2 separate regions of the Homo sapiens genome follow, and region 1 is linked to region 2. Evidence: chromatin contacts called from ENCODE Hi-C or POLR2A ChIA-PET data. All regions are on one chromosome and are shown on one strand. The core of a region is the stretch at or near the end of the contact, and the rest is flanking DNA. Distances in the headings are between cores, read along the strand shown. Region 1 overlaps LOC100996549 (a long non-coding RNA gene). Region 2 holds the start of TAF1B (TATA-box binding protein associated factor, RNA polymerase I subunit B).

Region 1 (7,074 bases), core at 3,645-6,144, 73 kb before region 2:
AGGAAGCTTTCTCTGAGTGAAGGGCAGTGCCCACAGTGGCCTGCCAAGAGTATGTGGCCCTCCCTGACTGTCCCTACCTCTGGTGGGAACCTAGAGGGGGCGGGAGGACATATGAGTAAGTGCACCCCCTAAAGGACACAGGGGCTGTTGCCTTGCAGAGGGTCACATGCTGGGCTTGCCTGGCGAACTGGAATCTCTCAATTCAAAGTCCACAGGCAGACAGGGAAGTAATTTCCTAGAAATTAAGTCTGAACACTACAGAGCCTCTCCTCAAAGAGTGAATATGGGCCGGCAGCTGGGGCACACGGGGGCCTTGTGTGTGCATGTGTAAGGGTGTGTACTGTTACGTGTGTGCACATCCTCACACACGTATACACCCTCACACATGTACATATGCTTATGTGTGCACATACCCTCACATCTGTACACACACACCTGCCTCTACACACCCACATGCACACACGCTCACACACCAGGGCACCTCAGAGGAAGATTTCTTCTCTTCTGAGGAAGTCGGGGAAGCTCCTGGCAGGAGAGTTGAGCTGGGCCGACCTGAGGCTGCAGGCCCAGGAGGCTGAGGACTGGGAAATGGTGCAGGGCCCAGCAAGCCGCAGAAACCTGCCCCCAGGCTGGGCATGTCAGCACAGTGACCACGCAGCAGCAGCCCCGCAGGCGGGGGCTCCCTCCCCAGCCCAGAAGGTTCCCTATAGGGTGCAGAGCGGCCGGCCAGCCCTGGGCCCACTCCAGTTAGAGCTGAGCCAGCAGTGTCTGTACTCCACCAGCCCTGCCCCCGTGGCCCAGGCTTGTTGCTTCCTCCCGCTCCTGGAGCAGGGCCCTGACTTGTTCACACCTCCCAGGCTTGTCCCCCACCTCCCACTCGGTTCCCAACACTGTCCACAGACATTCTTTTAAAGGAGACTTTGCTTGCATCACTGCCCTGCTTAAAACTCAACAGTGACCCATTCCTCAGCCAAAAAGCAGGTCTTCTTCAGCCTAGCGTTTTAGAACAATAACACATTTCTCAAGCCCTGATCTGAGTGTTTTTACATACACAGTTGACCCTTGAACAATACGGGTCCACTTATGCACAGATTTTTCTCCATCAATGTTATACTATACACTCGCCCTTCCTGCCTCCCCTCCCTGCCTCCCCTCCCATCTCCTCTACCTCTTCTGCCTCTGCCACCCCTGAGACAGCAAGACCAACCCCTCCTCTTCCTCCCCCTCCTCAGCCTACTCAATATGAACACAGCAAAGATGAATCTACTTCCCCTTAATGAATGGTGAGCATGTTTTCTCTTCCTGATGATTTTCTTAATAACATTTTCTCCTCTCTAACTTACTGTATTGTAAGAATACGGTGTATATATATTATATATACTGTATAAAGTATGTATTAATCAACTGTTTATGTTATCAGTAAGGTTTGTAGTCAACAGTAGGCTATTAGTTAACTTTCGGGGGAGTCTAAGGTTATATATGGATTTTTTTTTTTTTTGAGACAGGGTCTCCCTCTGTCACCCGGGCTGGAGAGCAGTGGCATAATCATGGCCCCCTGCAGCCTCGACCTTCTGGGCTCAAGCAATTCTCTCACCTCAACCTCCTGAGAAGCTGGAACTACAGGCGCATGCCACCATACCAGAGTGTTTTTATTCTACTGTTTGTAGAGACAGGGTCTCCCTATGTTGCCTAGGCTGGTCTTCAACTCCTGGGCTCAAGTGATCCTCTCACCTCAGCCTCCCAAAGTGCTGGGATTACAGGTGTGAACCACTGCGCCAGCCTTCACATGGATATTCAACTCCATGGGGGTGGGGGCCAGTGTCCCCTAATCCCCGCTGTTGTTCAAAAGTCAACTGTATTTGCCTCTTCGTCCCCACAATCACCCCCTTGAAGTAAGCATTATTATTATGATTATCTGCATATTATAAGTGAGGGAACTCAGGCAGGAGGAGGAGGTCATCACTTGCCCACTAGCACAGACAACAGGGGACAGATCCAAATTCAAACCCAGACAGTCTGACATCTCAGCCCACACCCTTGCAGCTCAAAGTGTGGTCCCTAAACCAGCACATCAGCATCACCTGAGAGCCTGTTAGAAATGCAGAGGCTCAGGCCCCCCAACTCTGCTGAGTCAGGAAGGTCCCCGAGATCTGAGAAGCTCTGCTTGTGCTTCAGAGCCAGGTCCCCTCTCACCCACCTGCCTCAGCTCTGTCAGCCCCCTGCCTCTGCTTGTGCCGTCCTTCAGCCTGGAGCTCTCTGCCCCGGTGTGTGGACCCTCCAGGTCCCCCACCACGTCCACAAGTAGCTCGCGTGCTCCCTCCTCTTCTGACCTCCCTGGTCTGTGGCTCCCCCATCCCCTAGGGAAGGATCGGTCCCTCCCACCCTGAGCTCTCGACGCAAGGTCGTGCCTCGGTTATTGTTCTGACATTGCAGAGGGTATCTGTGAGTGAGTTGGACTTGACGAGTTCCCCTTTTTGTGTGAACGCATGCGTGAATACACACACCTTGTGCTCCTCGTGGAACAGGAGAGCCGGCCTCTGAACCCCAGTCCCTGTACCTGTCAGCCGGGGCTCCCCTCCTTCTCTTTCCCACCTCCTTGAATCCAACTCTGAGGACCTTGGTCTTATGTTGTCCTACATGCCTGGCCTGATCCCTAATGAAGCCCTTGATCTCAGAACTCAATGCATCATTCCCCACCAGCCAGGAGGAGCCGGACAGCTTTGCCTGCCTTTTGCCTTTCCCTTCTGATACTTTCCCCTTGATCTCAAGCCCTGTCGGTAGCAAAGGGCAAGCAGGGGCCTCCCAGCACAGCAGCTGGTGCCCTTCGCCACTGCTCACCCCTCCCTGCCCCAACACCTGGCCTTGGTGGCTGAGGGCGATTGGGAGGGGTTTGGCTGGGCGGCAGCAGCCAGCACAGAGGGCCCAATCTGGCCCGAGAGGCAGGTGAGCAGAGCGCTGGAGGGAGCAGGCAGGAGAAGAGCAAAGGCTTGGGAGCTGAATCCTGTCTCCACAGCGTCCCCTGCGGCCTCACTCCTCAGCACTTCGGCTCCCTCCTTCTCAGCTGGGGAGAATGAGACAGCCCACGAGGCTGAGGCCATTATGAGGATGAGAGGAGGCGGCTCGTGTCAAAAGAACTGAGTATTTAGCCAATCACCATTTGATGGACTTCTGGACAGTCGGAACTGGAGTTCATAAGGAATCATTACCAGGCAGGGAAGCTGTGTCCCGTGCAAGGGGGCACGGCCAGCTGTTAACAGAATGAGACGACGCTTCTTGCACCCTGTAGTGCTGCCCGTGGCCCTCTGTGGCTCCCCTTCGTTGATTAGGAAAATGGAATCAGGGTAGCGCCTTGGGAGAAAATGCCGTGGATCCCAGGGCCAAAGCTCATTGTGCCCTTGGTGAGCTGTTTGCCCTGAGGAGAGCCCAGCAAAGATGGCTCCCAAGTCGTCTCCTTCAGCCACTGCTGGGCCTGGATGTCCCTAGAAAGTGGGCCAAAGCCAGGTCATGTTCCTGTCGTTGGGGAAGTGGAAAAAAAGGGGCTGCCATCCCGCCTCTCTGACAAACACAGGGAGGTGCCCCCGTGCCTCCGCCACTCTGCCAGGGATACAGACAGACACTCAGGAAGCACCACAGGCCCCAAGAGGCACAGGCACACTGACAAAAGCAAACCCATACCGGGGACACAGATACCACACACATTTAGTCATCGCTGGCGGCCCCCAGGTGCCAGAGACTCTCACAGAAGCTCAAGGACTCGAATGAGGTGTTGGTGTGTTTAACACCCATGCCCCCCCCCACACACACCTGTGTATGCCCACATGCTGCCACTCTGACCTGTGGGTGGGGGCAGGCATGTGAGTGGGCTCTGAGTCTTGGCCTGAGCAGGTGCGTGGGTGTCCCCCCCGCACTCAAATGGGCAGCTGGAAAGGAAGGTCAGGCTCAGGTGCGCAGAGCACAGTGGCCCTGAGCGGGGGTGGTGGGCGTTGCCATGGAGATGACAGCCAGAGAGGCAGCACTGCAGGCGAGCTCCGTGTGGGCGGCTGCTGAGCCCGCAGATCCACAGATCTCAGGAGGGACTGGGCAGTGCTGGAGGCTCCAGGATGGGAGCGGGGGGGCTCTTGAGGTGGGGGTGAAGCTGAGGAGCTCTGGAATGGTCATGAATTTGTGGTCTTGGCTGGGAGCACAGACTATGGGGCCTCTGCCTCCCCCATCAGTGCCACTCACTCCCACTCCTGTCCCCCACCAGCAACTGTGCTGAGCTCACAGCCAAGGCAAAGCTATCAGGGAGGGCAAGCAGAGGCGGGGAGCTAAGGATCGTGGCTGGTTTTAGGAAAACGGCTGAGGAGGGTCTAGCTGATTCTCCCCACCTCCTGGCATCACCTGACCTCTCTTTCTTTTCCACTGGTCCCTCCTTTGCAGCCTAGTGGAATGGGAATCACAGAGGACTGGGAGTCAAACAGTAAATCAGGATGCCTGTCCCTGTCGACCAACTCTGGGACCATGAGCAACCTGCCCAGTGAATCTCAACCTGGGTCTTCACATCTGTGAAATGGGATGAGGAACCCTGATCGACCTACCTCCAGAGCTGCTGAGAAGGTCAAATGACTCTCAAGAAATTCAACTGGACAGACATGGACAGATGCTTACTATGCACCAGCACGCCGTGGCGCTCCAGGGACGGAGAGAAGTACACTCTTGCGGAGCTCACCAGTGAGTGGGTGGGAGACGAGCACGTGCAAACAAGACAGCTCGGATAAGCGCCAGGACTCAGCCTGTTCCAGCAGCTCCTGGGAGTGCCTGCTAAGGGCCAAGTACCGGGATACAGAGAGGCAAGAGCGGCAGAGGAGCCCAGGGACTGCATGGGATTCAAATCACGAAAGAGCAGCGGCCTCCCCCAGAGCAGCCCTCAAATGCATCCGTCTCATTCATCCTCATACACCGCCAGGTGGAGCCACTGAATGCTCTCCCCATTTTACAAGTGAGAAAGCTGTGATCAGAAAGAAACAGCTGTCCCAAGTGCAAACGAACCCTGGGAAGAGGTGGAGCTGGGATTTGACTCTTGTCTGGCAGGTCCCAGAGTCCCTGCTTTGGGCCACTGAGCTCAACTGCTTCTCCCGGCCTCACCCTTCCATGTGCCTATGGCCTCTGGGAGGGAGCTGCCTGGTGTCAAAGGCCCTCCCCTGCTCCCTGCCCCGGCCCTGGCCTGGGCTGTGGTCCCACCAGCCACTCACCCCTCCGCCTTCCCTGTTCTCTCCTCCTTGCCTGTCTTCAATAAGACGGTCCAGGGGCGTGGACAGATAGCACAGTGTCACAGAGCCCGACAGCACTGACATCGGCGTCCTACGCCACCACTTGCGAGCTGGGGCAAGGCCACGGAGCCTCTCTGAGCACTGTTTCCACGCTGCAGTCCACACACGGGCAGTGCAGGGCATGAGCCAGACCCTCAACACCTTCAGTGCTCGCGAGGCACTCTGCACCCCCAGTGCTTCCAGAAGGGGCCATCTGTCCCCTGTTTCCAGGCAGTGGAAGGTGGAGTCTAGCCTGGCAGGACAGGAGGCAGAGGCTGGGCCTTGTCTCCAGAGAAACCGGGGCTCAACTCCTGCCTCCTCCCTCACTCGCTGTGTGTCCTGGGGAAAGTCACAAGGCCTCTCTGAGTTTTGTTCCTGGGGCCTCCCACCCCAGGGTCCCAGACGGGATCCAGCAGGACCCGAGGTCCATGGGTCTGAGCTGGCAGGATCTGAGCTCAGAGACCTTGCCCCTCTCCAGAGGACCCCCACCCCTCCCAGCTCCTCTAGGTGGCCCCCTGGTAGCCTCCCGGGGCCCTGTGAATGGGGGAGGGGGAAGAAGGCGCTGTCACCTGGGTTTGAGGTGGAGGGCACTGGTGGATGGCAGAGGAAGCCTGTCTGGGCTGGGAGAGGGCACCCTATGGCTCCCCTCTCTGGGCCTGGCTCCCCCACTGCTGACAGCCTGGGCTGTGAACAGACCGGTGGGAGGGCCTGCACGGGGCGGGGGATGTGAGGCCAAGGCTGACCTAGGTCTCAGGCACAGCCTTACAGTGGGCAGCTTTGAGAAACCCAGTGAGAAGGGCCAGCTCTGGGCTCAGAGGCCAGGGAGGGCGTGGGAGAAACAGGCAGCGCCCCGCACTGGCTGGCATCTCTTGAGGTTTCTGTAGAAATGTTTGCTCCGGCAGGAAAAAAAAAATCTGTTGCCATGGTAACCTATGTCTTCCCTCCCCAGCTGAGTCCTCAGAGGGAAAATCATCTCAGAATTCCCAGGGATGAGTGGCCAGCTACACTTAGGGGAAGCTTCCCAAACCCAGGCCTCCCAGCAGGGTGAAGAAGCCACATTCGCTCAAACACTGGAGCCTCATTCATTCATTCATTCATTCATTCAACAATCACTGAGACTCTACGCCCCACCCTGTGCTGGGCCTGGGGATGTGGAAATTCATCCAACTCGGTCCCAGAACTCAAGGAGCTCAGACTCTGGTGGGAAGACAGGTGTGTAAGCGTGAAGCCATGGAGGTGGTGAGAGCTTTGACAGGGGATGGCAGAGTGCTGCAGAAGCACAAAGGGAAGGTGGGAGGGCTTCCTGGAGGAGGCCCGCTTTGGCTGGGTCTTTGGGCTGCTCTAGACCCTGGAAGCCCTTAGAGCCCAACCCCCTGCCTGGTGTTCCACCCATTTTACAGAGGAGAGCACTGAGGTCCAGATAGGGTGAATGACTTGCCAGGGTACAAGGAAATGAGTGACAATGTGCGGGTGGGGCTGATGTTCCTAAAAGGAAAGGCAGCTTCATATCCGACCTGAATAAATAATGTATTCTGGATTTTAATTATTTAAAAAGCCTCCATTTCACTGGTGTCTCATCAAAAATAGAAACTCTCTTCCTTTCACTCTAGATTTCTTTTGAAAGTGGCAGGTGGGCGCAGAGGTAGGGCCTGGGCCTCTGAAGCGTCCTGCTTGTGGCAGCAGCTGTGAAGCAGAGGCCGCAAGCCCCGAGCCTCCGACGGAGAAATGACAAGTGACCGTCATCCTGGAGCCTCCCCCCTGCCTTAGGCCAGTCTGCACCTAGCCC
Region 2 (6,188 bases), core at 3,653-6,152:
GGGTAAAGGGAATGTTTTAACAAAGTGAGCATCAGAATGGCTGGGTGTCTTGACTGCCTTATCTTTATATTTATGATTGCAAATGTCAAGTAGGCCCTCATGCTGCTTGCAATTTTTGCTAGATTCCTGATTCCATTCTTCCATTTCCAAGAGTTATTACACCTCTGGTCTCCTCTCAAACTTCCCACAGCCCTCCCCACTCCCACTCTCAACTGATGACTTGCTTCCATTTCAATGAAGCTCAGAGAACAGACCTTCCACCTCATGCACCTGCGCTGTCCCACGTGCTCTCCCTTCTTTCCTGGTTCTGCAGCAGATGAACCCTCTATGCTAGGGCTGACCCCTCCATGGTGCTGCAGATCCTCTCCCTTCTCACGCACTGCATTAGTCTGTTTTCACACTGCTGATAAAGACATACCCGAGACCGGGCAATTTACAAAAGGAGGAGGTTCAAATGGACTTATTCAGTTCCATGTGGCTGGGGAAGCCTCACAATCATGGTGGAAGGCAAGGCCTTGACCTCCTAAAATCCTGGGATTATAGGCATGAGCCACCAAGCCTGATCTAATTTGTACTTGTCTGATAAGTAATGACGTTGCGTACATTTTCATATATTTATTGACCATTTAGCTGTTATCTTTTATGAAATACCTGTTCAAATCTTTTTGCCTATTTTTAACTGGATTGTTTATTATTTCTTAATAGATCGGTAGGAAACCTTTGTTACATGTCTTGTCGAATATGTATTGTGAATTTCTTCTCTCAGTTTTTAGTTTGCTTTAATTATGTCTTTTTTTTTTTAATTTTTTTTAAAGACAGGGTCTCTGTCACCCAGGCTGGAGGGAAGTGTCATGATCACAGCTCACTGCAGCCTTGACTTCCCGGGCTGAAGCAATCCCCCCGACCCAGCCTCCTGAGTAGCTGGAACTACAGGCATGCCCACCACACCCAACTAAGTTTTAAAAAAATTTTGTAGAGATAGGATCTCTCTATGTTGCCCAGGCTGATCTTGAACTTCTGGGCTGAAGCAATCCTCCCACCTCGGCCTCTGAAAGTGCTAGGTTCTAGGCGTGAGCCACTGTGCTCAGCCTAACAATGTCTTCTGATGAATCGAAGTTCTTAATTTAATGAAATCCAGTGTAATGACCTTTTCTCTTAGGAGTAGTGCTTTTTGTGCCCTGTTGATGAAGTCTATTCCACACCAAATCATAAAGATATTTACCACTTTTTTTTTCTAGAAGCTTTATGGTTTTACCTATCACATGTAGGATCTATTTGAATTAATTTTTGTGTACAGTGTGAGAAAGGGGTCAATAATTTTCTCATATGCATGTCTGATTGATTCAGAACCATTTATTGAAAAACTATTCTTTCAGCTCACGCCTATAATCCCAGCACTTTGGGAGGCCGAGGTGGGTGGATCACTAGAGGCTATGAGTTCGAGACCAGCCTGGCCAACATGGCAAAATTCCATCTCTACTAAAAAATACAAAATTAGCCAGGTGTCATGGCACATGCCTGTAGTCCCAGCTACCTCTACTTGGGAAGCTAAGGCCCGAGAATTGCTTGAACCTGAGTGGCAGAGGTTGCAGTGAGCCGCGATTGTGCCATTGCACTCCAGCCTGGGCAACAGAGCAAGACTCTATCTCAAAAAAGAAACAAAGAAAAAGGAGAAAAGCTATTCTTTCCTCACTGAATTTTAGTAGCAGCTTTGTTGTAAATCAGATTATTTTATATGTACTTATGAGTCCGTTTCTGGACTTTCTATTCAGTTCTGTCAATTTTTTGGTCTATCCTTGCATCACACTAGATTACTGTATGATTTATTTTTTTCTCTTTTATTTATTTTTTAAATCTTTATTCTTTTTTCTCTACTTTTTCTTTTAACATTTTTTAATTTTGAGAAAAGGTCTTGCTTTGTCATGTAGGCTGGAATGCAGTGGCGTGACCACAGCTCACTGCAGCCTCAACCGATCCTCCCACCTCAGTCTCCTAGGTACCTGGGACTATTGGACTGTGCCACCACACCCAGCTAATTTTTTAATTTTTTGCAGAAATGAGGTCTCATTATGTTTCCCAGGCTGATCTCAAACTCCTGGGCTTAAGTGTTCTGTCCACCTTGGCCTTCCAAAATGCTGAGATTACAGGCTCGATGTTAAACAAACTTGCATTCCTAGAATAAACCTAACTTGGCTGTGATTTATTATCCTATTTATATATTGCTGAGTACAACAGGATGTACATTCAATTTACTGATGTTTTGTTTGGAACTTTTGCATGTATGTTTATGAGAGGAATTGCTTTTTAATTTTGACTTTTCTTGAAATATCCTTGTCAAGTTTTGGTGTCAAGGTCATGCTTGTCTCCTAAAATGTACTGGTAAATGCTCTTCTTTTTTCATTATTTGGAAGCATCTGTATAAGATGGGTGTTATTTATTTCTTTTTAAAATTATTATTATTATTGAGACAGAGTCTCTCTCTATCAACCAGGCTGGAGTGCAATGGCATGATCTTGGCCCACTGCAACCTCTGCCTCCCAGGTTCAAGCAATTCTTGTGCCTCAGCCTCCCAGGTAGCTAGGATTACAGGCGTGCAACACCATGCCCAGCTAATTTTTGTATTTTTAGTAGAGACGAGGTTTTGTCATGTTGGTCAGGCTGGTCTCGAACTCCTGGCCTCAAATATTCTCCTGCCTCAGCCTCCTAAAGTGGTGGGATTACAGGCGTGAGCCACCATGACTGGCCTATTTCTTTCTTAAAAATTTGGTAGAATTTGGCCAGGCGTGGTGGCTCATGCCTGTAACCCCAGTACTTTGGGAGGCCGAGGTGGGCAGGTCAGGAGTTCAAGATCAGCCTGGCCAATATGGTGAAACTCCATCTCTACTAAAAATACAAAACTTAGCCAGGTGTGGTGGTAGGCGCCTGTAGTCCCAGCTATTTAGGAGGCTGAGGCAGGAGAATTGCTTGAACCTGGGAAGCGGAGGTTGCAGTGGGCTGAGATGGTGCCACTGCACTCCAGACTGGGTGAAAGAGCAAGACTGTCTTAAAAAAAAAAATTGGTGGAATTTTCACATTTATTGGCCTAGAGTTGTTCAGAATATGCCCTTATGATCTTTTTAATGTCTGTGGTATTTGCAGTGATGCCCCTACATATTGGTTAGTGATGCCACTGATATCAGTTTATTTTGATTTTCTTTGCTCCGTTGCTCAGACTGGAGCACAGTGGCCCGATTATAGCTCACTGCAGCCTTGAGCTCAAGCAAACCTCCCGTCTCATCCTCCCAAGTAGCTAGGACTGTAGGTGTGCATCACCAAGCTGGGCTCTTTTCTTTTTGATCAATCTTTCCAGAGTTTATCGAATGTATTAGTATTTTCAAAGAGCTAATGTTAGTTGGTTGAGACTCTCTTCTTAAAAAATATCTTTTAGGCTGGGCGTGGTGGCTCACGCCTGTAATCCTAGCACTTTGGGAGGCCGAGGTGGGCAGATCACTTGAGGTCAGGAGTTCGAGATCAGCCCAGCCAACCTGGTGAAACCCCGTCTCTACTAAAAATACAAAAATTCGCCAGGCGTCGTGGCGCGTGCCTATAATCCCAGCTACTTGGGAGGCTGAGGCAGGAGAATTGCTTGAACCTGGGAGGTGGAGGCTGCACTGAGCTGAGATTGAACCATTGTACTCCAGCCTATAGAGATGAGGACTCAATATGTTGGGCAGGCTGGTCTCCAACTCCCGCCCTCCAGCAATCTGCCCGCCTTCGCCTCCCACAGTGATGGGATTACAGGCACCAGCCACCACAGCAAGCCTTTGTGGAGCCTATCGAAGCTTGCTTTCTCTTTTATTAATTTCTCTTTTTTAAACATTTCCTTCATCCCATTATTTTTCAGTTTAATCTTTTTTCTAACTTCTTGGGATGTACGATTATATCAAAAATCCTCTTCTCAATGAGATCTCTCTTGAACATCACATTTCAGACTGAAATCACCTTGTTGTTCCCATTCTCCTCTCCTCTTTATTTTTCTCCTTGGAACTCACCACCACTTAACATACCACATATTTTCCTTATTTATTTTTGTCTCTCCCCATCAGAATACAATCTCCATGAAGGCAAGGACTTTTGTTTACTTTGTTCACTGCTGAATCCCCAGGACACAAACCAGTTCCTGTTTAATAAATAAAACAAGGAATGAATGTGTTAGATGAAGAAACAATAAGAGCTAAATTTATTGAGCACTTACTGAGACTCAATTATATTCACTCATGCATTTATTTATTCAGTTATTTACTTATGCAGAGAAGGGGTCTCGCTTTGTTGCCCCGGCTGGTCTCCAACTCCTGGCCTCAAGCAATCCTCCCGACTCAGCCTCCCCAGGATTACAGGCGTGAACCAGCACGCCCGGTGGAGACTCAATTATAAGGGGCTCACAGATAACATCTAATTCTTACAGAGGAGTAAACTGAGGCACAAGTAAGCAGGAGAGCCGTGATTAGAAACCTAGGTCTAACTCACAGCCCGTGAGCTTTCCTCCAAGCCCCGAGGCTTCCCCTTAAAAAAGCCAGCAAGGGGCGAGACTCGGAGGGCAGAACCCACGGAGGGCGGAACCCACAGAGGACAGAGCCCGCGCTCGCGAGCACGGCCTTGTCCGACCCCCCGTGCCGCCGGAGGAGCAAGTCTGTCTTGGAATGAATGATCGTCGGAACGGAGCTTGATCAAACCACTCAGCAGTAGGCGTCGCCCACTTTCTTATTGGTTGGTTTTGGTTCTCAAGAGTAGGAAAGTTAGGTAGTCCGCGAGGGGTCTGCGAGCTTTGCGGAGCCTCGCCCCCGAGCGCGCGGTTTCCCTGCCGCGCAGGCGCACGGAATCCTAGGCGCGGATCTCGCGTTTCCGGCCGGAAGCTTCTCCAGCCTTTCCCGGAAGCTGCGCTCGCTACCCGGGTAACGGGTCCCGGCTGTGGAAGCTCCCGCGGCGCCGCGATGGACCTCGAGGAGGCGGTAAGGAGGCGGTGCACCTGGCGGGCCACGATCGCCGGGGCCGGAGGAGAGAGAAGCTGAGGAGGAGCGGCGGAGGACGCCGCGGGTTGGGGCGGCGACGCCACCGGCTGGAGGAAGGCGGGGCGGAGGGCTGCAGGGCGGGCTAAGGACTGGGGCTGGCCGGCCGCATGCGCGCGCGGCTTTGGTAAAGAGGCTGGAGTTTCTGGCTCGGCGAGGTTGTGGGGGAGGGAGGGTGTGGTGTTTGTCGTTATGGGTGTGTTTAAGGATGAAGCTGTGGGTTTTGTGGGGTGGCCACCCACAGGGCTCATCCTCGAGACTGGACCACCCACAAGTTCCCTTTAATGCTGGGGTGGGTGAGGGAGGGGCAGGGGTTGGAACCTGAGATGCCGCCGGGTAACCCCTGTCGGTCTCTCCGGGAATCCTTGCCACTGTCTCCAGCAGGGATTCTAAATTCGGGTTTGGGAACTCCCCAAATTGTCCAGCTATCATTCATCGTAGTGTTAGTACGGGGTCACTGAACACTTTACCAAGTTGCCAAAATTGATTTGGCATGCATTTTGTTTTGTTTTAGGTACTACGTAAAATGGCACATTTTTGTTTTTTATTTTTGAGACAAGATCTCACTTCTTCCCCCAGGCTGGAGTACAGTGGCACGATCACGGCTCACTGCAGCCTCGAATCCTGGGCTCGAGAGATCCTTCCGCCTCAGCCTTCCAATGAGCTAGGGCTACAGACATGCACCACCAAGCCCGGCTAATTTTTTTTTTTTTAATTTTTTGTAGGGGCAGGGGTCTCGCTATGTTGTCCAGACTGGTATTGAACTCCTGGGCTCAGGCGATCTTCCTGCCTCAGCCTCGCAAAGTGCTGGGATTATAGGGGTGATCCCCCGCCCTCGGCCAAATGGCACACGCTTTGATGGTATTAAATGATACTCGATAATTAGATCAATGCTAACAACAAGTCAAACTCCAAAGAGTTGGGGATCAGAGAATTAGGCCTGTATATACAGGAGCAGTACGGTCTTATAGTAGAGGCTTAAAAAATGTTTACTGATGATGGTTGGCTAACTTCTGTAAATGCTAGGCTGATGAAATGAATAATTGTAACTCACCATTAGCTAGCGTATACCCAGACTAGGGATCATGTCTGGTCTGTTTTGCTCACCATTGAATCCCCAGCACCTAGTAAAAAGCCTGGTAC

The links. A loop is a pair of places that touch in the nucleus more often than their neighbours do. ChIA-PET counts read pairs that join two places held with the same protein, here RNA polymerase II (POLR2A). Pooled maps may share reads with other maps.
Region 1: a pooled map shows a loop between it and region 2 (3-fold over the local background). The contact joins the enhancer-like site here to the promoter of TAF1B in region 2. A Hi-C loop is called at or near these places in 1 of 168 maps with a recorded cell type or tissue (naive thymus-derived CD4-positive, alpha-beta T cell) and 13 of 50 pooled maps. POLR2A ChIA-PET finds 5 or more read pairs at or near these places in 13 of 52 experiments (A549, H1, HepG2 and 8 more).

Annotation. Positions count from the first base shown.
Region 1 is chr2:9,765,622-9,772,695 of GRCh38, forward strand. All of the region lies in intron 2 of LOC100996549 (a long non-coding RNA gene), which reads right to left. Among named protein-coding and RNA genes, the nearest start is that of TAF1B, 74 kb to the right of the region's middle. RefSeq lists enhancers at 152-702, 4,567-5,495, 5,496-6,423 and a silencer at 3,755-3,864. Within about 2 kb of position 4,895, at least 8 of the 41 ENCODE cell types and tissues checked have a DNase peak (open chromatin) inside an H3K27ac peak, as active enhancers do.
Region 2 is chr2:9,838,572-9,844,759 of GRCh38, forward strand. TAF1B (TATA-box binding protein associated factor, RNA polymerase I subunit B) reads left to right here and starts at 4,903. Exons shown (of 15, transcript NM_005680.3): 1 at 4,903-4,988. The coding sequence starts at 4,971. RefSeq lists a silencer at 5,184-5,263.